2 separate regions of the Mus musculus genome follow, and region 1 is linked to region 2. Evidence: chromatin loops called from intact Hi-C (ENCODE). Cell type or tissue: left cerebral cortex. All regions are shown on one strand.

Region 1 (5,000 bases), 47 kb after region 2:
ATGCTGCTTCTGCATGCCAGCGTCGCTCGCTCGCCATGGGTCTCTCTCCACAGGAGTTCCCGAGGCCTGTGAAAGGCTGACAGAACTTTCTTCTGTACTGTCAGACTGTCCTGGGAGTGGCTTCATGTGACCCCTGCCATGTCCTGCTGCTGAGAACTAACTCACTTTTGTCCCTCACACTTAGGAAGGGGGTTAGAAGAGAAGGTGATCACTAAGGGTTGGGCTATGACTTAAAGGTCTGTCTGTCACAACTCTTTACAATTAATTGTCCACTGACATGTTCATTCAGATGCACTAGAGACGTGAATACTCCATTTGGGCTTATTGAGGTAAGAAAGGACACACCCACTTACTACAGAACTCTGCTGTCTTCCATATCTTGTACATCTGGTTGAGTTGAGTTTCACACTTACGATACTTGAATTGTCTTTCATGTCCGGCCCACGTACTTCGTTAGCAGAATTTACTTTTGTTATCTTGACTAGTTTTATGTTTGGAAAAAAAATGTTACAAAAATGTTCAATTAGGTTTATGAATTAGCCCACAAGTATTTTCTTAGAAGAGTCCTGCATGTTTTCGTGATGTGGTACAGTTACCACGGCAGTCACGAGGATGAGCCTCTTGGATCTTAGATGCTATGATGGATCAGAGTCCCAGGCACTCTGAAGTCCACCACTATGTTCATGCCCATGGCCTCCTCCCAGACACTGGCTGGGCCTGGCAAAATATCAACAAAGGCTGTTTCTGGACACGAGGAATTCTGTTGGGCCACTTGGCTACTTTAGCTTGAGTATTTTTTCCCCCAAACATTTTAGGTCTGAAAGTTATCTTTTCCTGCCTTCCTTTCTCCTTCATTTGAGGTCAGACCTGCATTATGGTCTGATGTCTCTCTTAGCTTTCCTGAATGCACATACTGTCTTCCCAAGTATGTTTCTAGTATATGTAACCCTGTATTGATATCTTCCATCCTATTAGCTGATACAGACACAGATAGTTATCACCATTTGCATACGTCTACAGGATTGGCCAGAGCTATGCAGTTGAGTAAGTTTTCTCTCTCTGACTTGATTCTAAAAATAGCAGAGGAGAGAATGATCTGATCTGGACTTTAGAGGTAGAACCTTGGACCTGATTTAGCATTTTTGCTGCTATGACAAAGTATCTGGCATAAGTTTAGGAGTAAAGGTATGGGGCCGTGGAGATCACTAAGTGGGCGAGGGCTCATGCTACACAACATGAAGACACACACAGTTTGGGCCCCAGCACCAGTGAAAGGCTAGGTGTAGCCACACATGTCTGTAACTCCAGCACTTGGAGGTGGGAGGCAGTGGTGGGAAGACTGCTCAGGGCAGACAGTCAGATGGAAAAAGGTGAACTCTAGGTTTGGTGACAGATCCTGTTTCAAGGGAATGTGGCAGAGAGTAATAGAAAAGGGCACTGAGTATAACTCCTCTGGTGTTTACACATGCACATGGGTGTGTGGACACCCCGTCCCCCATATATACCACACACACACAGAGACACAGCGACACACACACACACACACACACACACACACACACACACACACAGACACACACACACACACACACACACAGACAGAGAGAGAGAGAGAGACAGAGAGAGACAGAGAGAGACAGAGAGAGACAGAGAGAGAGACAGGGAGAGAGACAGAGAGACAGAGAGACAGAGAGAGAGAGAGAGAGAGAGAGAGAGAGAGACAGAGAGAGACAGAGAGAGAAGGGAGAGGACACATTGTAGCAGAGTGTTGTGAACAGTTTGGCTCCTTGAAGGTGGGCACCATGACCTATGCTGCATTTAAACAGAGGAGGGATCTGAAGTCCAGAGAGGTACAGCGGCTTGCATAAAGCCACAGAGCAGAGGAGCAATAGAGCTACGGAAGCTTGGCTCTCTTCTTGCTCTTCCCTAGCACATCTTGAGCACATTGAGCGACACAGCCTAGTGGACTCTGCTTGTTGCCATGAGAGCTTCTCCTTAAAAAAAAAAAGTTAAAAATAGGCAGCCAACCAATGGGCTAACGGGATGAAGAGAGGAGTGTTTAGGCTGCACACTGGTAAGGCAGTCACGAGACTGCTTGCAGAGAAACATAGGATTCTGGTAAAAAAAAAAAAAAAAGAAAGAAAGAAATGCAGTGATCGGCTTATTTGACTGCTCTTCACCCTAATGAGCCCCAATGCTGCTAAACTGTTCCTGACATCCTCGGCTTCCTTCTCCTTTAAAGGCCCAAACAAGGAATAATGAAATAAGCTGCAAGCATTTGGGGCTTATTCAACTCTCTGAAGTGTTCAAGGATGCAATTTGTAGGCAAGATGTTAAGGAATTAGAAAAAAAAAATGGCTGGTGCCAGGCTGCGTTGTACCAATTTCCCCCTGGCCCTGCTGCAAGTTAGGTATGCATATGGCCCACACATTTTTCAAAAGTCTACCCCCAGGTGTCGGGGCCTTTTCTTTAGAGCGTATCAACTAAATATGGGGAGATGGGTGTGCTGAGGAAATGAAAATACCCCTCCCTCAGCTGCTCCTTAGAACCCTGCTGTAAATAGGAGTCTTGGCATGGGCTGTGATTTTCTTGCCTAGAGCCCACAAAGGCAGCACCTGGAGGGTGGGATGCTAGAACAGGAGAGCGGTCACTGACGCTTTGTCCCCTCACACTGCACAGGACCCAGGAGACTCGGGCCTCAGAGGACCAGAGGCGATTACATGCTAGTCAGCAAGGCAAGCAGTTAAATTCATATATGGACTTTGGTGACTCTAGTGGAAGTAACCCACTTACATAACCCCATGTCCTTCTAACTTCTGCCTAAATCATCTACATGTTATGGATAAGGAAGGGACAAGGGATAACCTTGGACGACTTGGTTTGTGTCCAATAGAGTTAGATTTGAACCCTTTTGATTTTTAATGAGATAGTTGTAGACCACCTAGAGCAATATTAGGCGTACTGTAAGTATGTATTCCATCCATCCATCCATCTATCTATCCATCCATCCATCCATCCATCCATCCATCCATCCATCCATCCAGAACCCATCTGACCATACAGGATGTCAAAAGTCAGTGTTGGAAAGATCATTACCCTTAATGGCTCAACATTAAGTGGACATCATTGTTTAGCTCAGAGAGCAAGAGAGAATTAATTCCTTTATTTGAAGGACAAATAAACCAGGTATTAGAGAATCTCCATGACCTGTCCCCAGCCAACAGCTCTGTGTGTGTGTGTGTATACAATAGAAATCTCATAACTCAGTTCTGCCCAACACATATTTGGTTGGGGGCATTTTGTTATTTGTGGAGAAAACAGATTACGCTGATCAGGATTGGCAGTGTCACCAGGCAGGCTCTCTGTGGTCCATCTGCTCTCAAAGTCCAGCTCTCTTGGTCCTAACCCACAGTTTTTATTATCTTCAATCCTTACCCTAACTCTTCTATAGGGGTCCCCAACCTCTGTCTAATGTTTGTCTGTAGGTATCTGCATCTGTCGCAGTCAGCTGTTGGGTAGAGCTTCTCAGAAGGCTGCTATCCTAGGCTCTGGTCTGAAAGCACAACATAGCATCATTAATAGTGTGAAGGATTGGTGTCTGCCCATGCAATGGGTCTCAAATTGGGTTGGTCACTGGTCAGCCATTTCTTCAGTCTCTGCTCCATCTTTGTCCCCACATTTCTTTTCGGTGGAACCAATTTTGGATTAAAAGTTCCAAAGAGCTTACATGGGCTGATCTGAGGTCCCTGGTACATATGTAGCAGAGGGCTGCCATTGCTGATCTCAGTGAGAGAGGATGGACGTACAGAGACTTGATGCACTTGGGGTGGGGGGTTTCGGGGGGAGTGGGGACTGCCCTCTCAGAGGTAAAGGGGAGGGGGAGTTGAGGGGAGGAACTCTAAAAGGGGGGACTGGGAGGGTGCAACATTTGGAATGTAAATGAATGAATGAATGAATGAATGAATGAATGAATAAATAAATAAATAAGAATCAAGGCCTGTTCTGGTGAGTGAAAAAGAGAGGCCTCTTTTTTTTTTTTCATTTTTTATTAGGTATTTAACTCATTTACATTTCCAATGCTATACCAAAAGTCCCCCATATCCACCCACCCCCACTCCCCTGCCCACCCACTCCCCCTTTTTGGCCCTGGTATTCCCCTGTACTGGGGCATATAAAGTTTGCAAGTCCAATGGGCCAAGAGAGGCCTCTTAATTGGACTGGAATGGACAGCAAGTCTGTCTGCCTTACGTGTACATGATAAACTGAATGTGAAGCGGAGCAAGTACCAGCACTAGGATCAGTGAGCACACAAGATCACCAGAGGAGCTATTTGATTAAGTGGAAGAAGAAGGCTTCACTTGAGTGACAATTTTAAGGCAGAGCACCTGAGTTCAGACTTGACTCCCTCACTTGTAAGGTGACTTTGAGTATGCTAACATCTTACTTACTTTCTTGATCAACAAAACGGGACTATAGAGCCTGCCATATAGGGCAACTTTAGTAATTTAATGGACTGTTGTAGGAAAATGACTTAGCATGGTGGCTGGTATGTAATAAGCACTCAGTGTGCATATCTATTATCAGTCTTTGAATATTCAAACAATTCCAGCCCTGAAGCAACTACCTGCCTGGGTCAGCAGCAGTTAGTATATGAGTACTATCTCTCAATAATAAAAGACCATCCAAATATATAGGTTAAAAGAAACTTGTCCTTTTTAGTTTGGGGGAGTGTATCATTTTCATTTAAATATACTTATTTATTTTTATTTCATGTGTATGTGTACATTCACATACACCACATGTGTTAACTGATTATCTACTGGTGCATAACAAGGTGATAGAAGAGGGTGTCTGATCCCCTGGAGCTGAAGTTGCAAGTGACTGTGAGATGCCTGTTGTGAGATCCCGGAACCACATGCAGGGCCTCTGCAAGAGCAACAAGTACTTTTAACTACTGAGCCATCTCCAGTCCCAGGTATCCCATTTTTAACAGTCATTGA
Region 2 (5,000 bases):
AATTGAATGACTTATTCTTTTAGTGGAACTACTTCCAATATTCAAGAAATACTAGTTTGAAGTAGAGCTAAGTTGTCGCTTCTATCCATTGGACTGGGGAGTCTAGCTAGGTAGTTAGACTCATAACCTAGCACTTTGGGCCTTAGGCACAGTTCCTTAGTGTTACCCTAGAAATAGGGATTGTTCATGGAAACAATCACTGTTAGCATGATGTTAATGAACATGATAACCACTATGATAATACAGTAAAAATCAGTTAAATAGCTACCATCTGATTTGACTCCAATGATTTTAAGAAGTGAATCGGTTTGGAATGATGGCTTGGTGGGTAAATACATTTGCTGCCAAGCCTGCTGCCGGCTTAAGTCCTTAGTGGTGGAAAGATCTGAATCTTATAAGCTATCCCATCATTTCCAGATCTGTGCCCTGGCACAGATATTAGTTATCGAGGGTATGAGTGGGATAAAAAAAAAAAAAACAGAGTAAGGATAGTGATTAGTTTTGTGGTTAAATAAAAAAAAAAAAGAAAAGAAAAGTGGAGGAGAGGAAAATAAATAGAAATGGAACAATTGGGGAGAGTGTGGGCAGCTCTGGCCGATGGCAAACAGAAACCAGAAAGGGGAAAATGTCATCCAATGGTCTAAGACAATCCCACTAGATAGTCTTGAAGGAAGTAGGTAGATAGAAGTAGGATTAGAAATGGAAAAAGGAAAAATCTCATGAAAGTCATTAGTTTATAACTTCCTTATTGGTCAAATTTTTTTGTGCTGTGGGAGGAAATAACTTTCTGTTCTGGCCTGTCGATAATTAAATGTCAGGTTTCCAAGTAGCCCTATATTACCCCAAGTGCTTTCTTTCTTTATGATGGAAAAGAAGCAGCCTGAAATTTTGAACTCTGTCATCTCCCATTCGTGTGACTTCTAAGTTAGCTAATTCAGCTCTCTGAGCCTTAGAATCCCTGTTTGCAGAGTAAGGGGAGTGATGCAAGAGACACAGAAAGGGAGGGGCTTGACTTATTTGACACAGTGGGAGCAGCTGATAGACACTGTGATGTATATACATTGAGATATGTGGACGGACATCCGATTGATGGATGGAAACAGCCATGGACAGACAGATACTAGTGAGCAGACTCTAATGAATGGATAGAGAATGATGGATGGAGAAAGAGTGTGAAGGATAGGAAGGGGATGTGATGGGGATTAGGACCATGGTGAATAAGCAGAACCTGCGATGTGTAGATGGAGACTGTGATAGGCTTGTGATGGATAGAACAATAGACACATGCAGACTGTGGTGGATCGTGATTGTGATGGGAACTGTGATTGTGGGACCTGGAAGGAGGCTGTGATGGGGGAGTGGAGACCGTGATGGACAGATAGTGACTGTGATGGATGGATTCACGATGGAGCCTGTGAGGGATGGATGGATCCTTATAAACAGACTGATGTAGGTTGGTCTGGACGGAGACTGTGAAGGACAGAGGCTGTGATGGATGAAGATTTTGATGGGGTGAGGACTGTGATGGACAATCGGTGACTGTGATAGATGGAGGCTCTAATGTAATGGATGTGTGAGGGATGAAGGAAGACTGATGAAGATGGAGACTGTGGTAAATGGAAGTAGTAGTGGGTAAGACTTTGATGGGAGATTGAAGCCATCCTAGGTAGATGGGGTTATATATAGTAGATGTGAGGCTGTTATGACCTTTCTGGGATATGAAGCTAGACAAATGTCAAATTTATTTGAACAGAACTGTGGTTCTTCTGTGGCAGACATTGTAGGGGTCTCTCAGTTCTTGTATTTTTGTAGGAATGACTTCAATCAAGGGACACAAACGGTTAGCACACACACACACACACACACACACACACACACACACACACACACACACACACTTATTTAGCAAAGCAGCAGTTAAGTTAGTGAAACTGAGCAGAACACTTCAAAGAGGCTCTGGAGTAGGCTGCCCTGAGTGGAGCAGAGTAGCACCCTAGTAGAACCTAGTGGGTTCTGTGTGGTGAATTTCTGTTTGTTTTGTTGAGACAGGGTTTCTCCATGTAGCCTTTCTCACTATGTAGATCATGCTGGCTTGTAACTCACAGAAATACACATGCCTCTGTCTCCCAGGTGCTAGGAATAAAGTTATGCAATGCCATGACCAGCTGTCTTGTAGATTTTTAGTCACTTTTTATGACTATTTAAGAAGTGAGTGGCATATTCATGGGATAAGACTCTTTTTCCCAAATCATAGTGGATTTTCCTTTTAGGGCATTTCTTCCCATGATCTCTACAAAAGTGGAGGAGTGTCAAAACAGCAATGCAGGTGATCTTTGGATGACATCATCTCTTTTGAGACCAAGGATCTTTTGTTAGCGTACGTGTGTGGGCAAATGCCCAGGTGGCCTAGTTTCTGGTGTAGCGGAAACAGCTCGACTGCAGCTTCAAGGATATCTAACCACAAAGGGGCACCTGACCTTCAGGCAACAGAGCTACATGATGCAACTGCAGTTTTCCTCAGTGACATCACAGCTAACTCCCTGTCTGGAATAGAGATAAGAATGTAGAGGACACTTTAATATTATATCCATTCAACAACAACAACAGCAGCAGCAGCAGCAACAATAACAACAATAACAACAACAACAACAACAACAACAACAAGAAGCAGTAAGTTTACTCTTGGGGTGCGGTCTATGAGCTTTCTAACTATAGCTGCTTAGCCAGATTTACAGTATCAGGTATGAGTCTTCTCCTGTGGAGTAGGCTTTAAATACAATTAGAAAGAAGTTTGGGGCCCCCATGACATTCGTGATTGCACTGATGGGCATATTTGCCATGCTAGTTGTTAATAAAGCTTGCAGGATTCACCCTGGGTAAGACTTTTCTCCCTGAGCAGCCTGTATAGAACCTTCTGGTACTCTGAAAGCTTGTTAGCAGATAGAAATCTTCTAGGTCATTGGTTTCTCCTTGTCCTATGATGAAAGTATGTAGTGTCTTTAGCAACAGGGTCTTACATCAAGTTCTGGTGGGCAACCAAGAGCAGTGGTGATCGTCCAATTCAGGCCCATGTATTTACCTTCCTTAGTGTTTCTTACTTCATGATTTTAATCCTAACATTCCTCTTTTGGTTGTTGTTGTTATTGTTTGTGTTTTTAATTGGATTATTTTCTTTATTTATATTTCAAATGTTATCCCCTTTCCTGGTTTTCCCTCTGAAAAATACCCTCCCCCTATCCTCTCCCCTCTTCCCCTGCTCACCAACCCACCCACTCCTGTTTCTTGGCCCTGGCATTCCCCCACACTGGGACATAAGAGACTTCATAGGACAAAGGGTATCTCCCACCCCCCAATTGATGTCTGAGTAGGCCACCCTTTGCTGCATATACAGCTGGAGCCATGAGTCCTACCACGTGTTTTCTTTGGTTGGTGGTTTAGTCCCTGGGAGCTCTGGGGGTACTGATTAGTTCATATTGTTGTTTCTCCTATTGGGCTGGGAACCCCTTCAGCTCCTTGGGTCCTTTCTCTAGCTCCTTCATTGGGGACCCTATGCCCAGTCCAATGGATGACTGTGAGCACCCACTTCTGTATTTGTCAGTCACTGGCAGAGCCTCCCAGAGGACAGCTATATCAGGCTCCTGACAGCAAGCTCTTGTTGGCATCCACAACAGTGTCTGGGTTTGGTGATTGTATATGGGATGGATACCCAGGTGGGGCAGTCTCTGGATGGTCATTTCTTCAGTCTCTACTCCACACTTTGTCTCTGTAACTCCTTCCATGGATGTTTTGCTCCCTGTTTCTAAGATGGATCAAAGTATTCACACTATGGTCTTCCTTCTTCTTGAGTTTCATATGGTTTGTGAATTGTATTTTAGGTATTCTGAGCTACTGGGCTAATATCCACTTATCAGTGAGTACATATCATGTGCATTCTTTTGTGATTGGGTTACCTCACTCAGGATGATATACTTCAGATCCATCCATTTGCCTATGAATTTCATAAACTTGTTATTTTTAATACTGAGTAGTACTCCATTGTGTAAATGTACTCCATTTTAAAATAAGATAATTTGTTTCTCTGGAGTCTAACTTCTTGAGTTCTTTGTATGTATTAGATATTAGCCTTCTATTGTATGTAGAAGATCTTTTCCCAATCTGTTGGTGACTTTTTTTGTCTTATCGACAGTGTCCTTTGCCTTACAGAAGCTTTGTGATTTTATGAGGTCCCATTTGTTGATTCTTGATCTTATATCACAAGCCATTGATGTTCTGTTCAGGAAATTTTCCCCTGTGCTCATATGTTCAAGGCTCTTCCCCACTTTCTCACTGTAAGTTTCAGTGTATCTGGTTTTACCTAATATTCCTCTTGATAATAACATTTGTTTTTACTGTAACACATATACAGGGATCTTGACTCTTGAGGGAGGAGTTGTGGGTTGCAAGACCTTCTCTATTGAGTAGAACTGGGCATCTGATATTTCTTTGGAATGATAGGCAAATTATGGTGCATATAATCACTCCAGACCTCCTTGTCAAGTAGGACTTCCAGGACAGTGAAATCACTCTATATTGAATAGATATCAAATACAGTTTGAAGAAATGGTCCCTTACTACCTGTTACCCATTGTAATCCTCACAGTCTACATTTATCTAGCATTTCCTGGGAAGCAGGACCTGCATCTACTGCTTTAAGAGACAATCATGTTAAGCCTCTGAGCCCTTCCTACAAGGTGGGTGCCAATATAATCACCCTGAAAGTGTTAGGCTGATATGAGTGGAGAGACCTGGCTTCCCACAGTCTAGCTGCCTCCCCAGACATTGGCATTTCCTTCTGCTGGTGATGGCCCAGAGCTCACAGTCACCAGCTCTTTGATGCCCAACTCCAGGCTCCGTATTTTTATTTCTTTGAGTCCTTTATGCTTCTCTCTTTGCTTTGCTCCTTCTCATCCCTCTAGGCTCAACCCTGTACCCCCGTTTTAGAAGTTCTTCTTGGACTTTAT

Evidence for each region. Peaks named below come from ENCODE experiments on the same cell type or tissue, not always from the same donor. Only the 100,000 strongest peaks of a DNase experiment are listed, where the experiment ranks them.
Region 1: it touches region 2 in a loop (5-fold over the local background); 1 of 42 quality-filtered maps calls a loop at or near these places.

What each region holds. Positions count from the first base shown.
Region 1 is chr4:56,624,430-56,629,429 of GRCm38, reverse strand. The region is part of intron 6 of Gm34687 (a long non-coding RNA gene); the gene reads left to right. Among named protein-coding and RNA genes, the nearest start is that of Gm26144, 52 kb to the left of the region's middle. In left cerebral cortex, no CTCF peak of the experiment used is centred here; DNase peaks (open chromatin) are centred at 2,036 and 2,295.
Region 2 is chr4:56,671,504-56,676,503 of GRCm38, reverse strand. All of the region lies in intron 5 of Gm34687 (a long non-coding RNA gene), which reads left to right. Among named protein-coding and RNA genes, the nearest start is that of Gm26144, 5.0 kb to the left of the region's middle. In left cerebral cortex, no CTCF peak of the experiment used is centred here; DNase peaks (open chromatin) are centred at 2,181 and 2,365.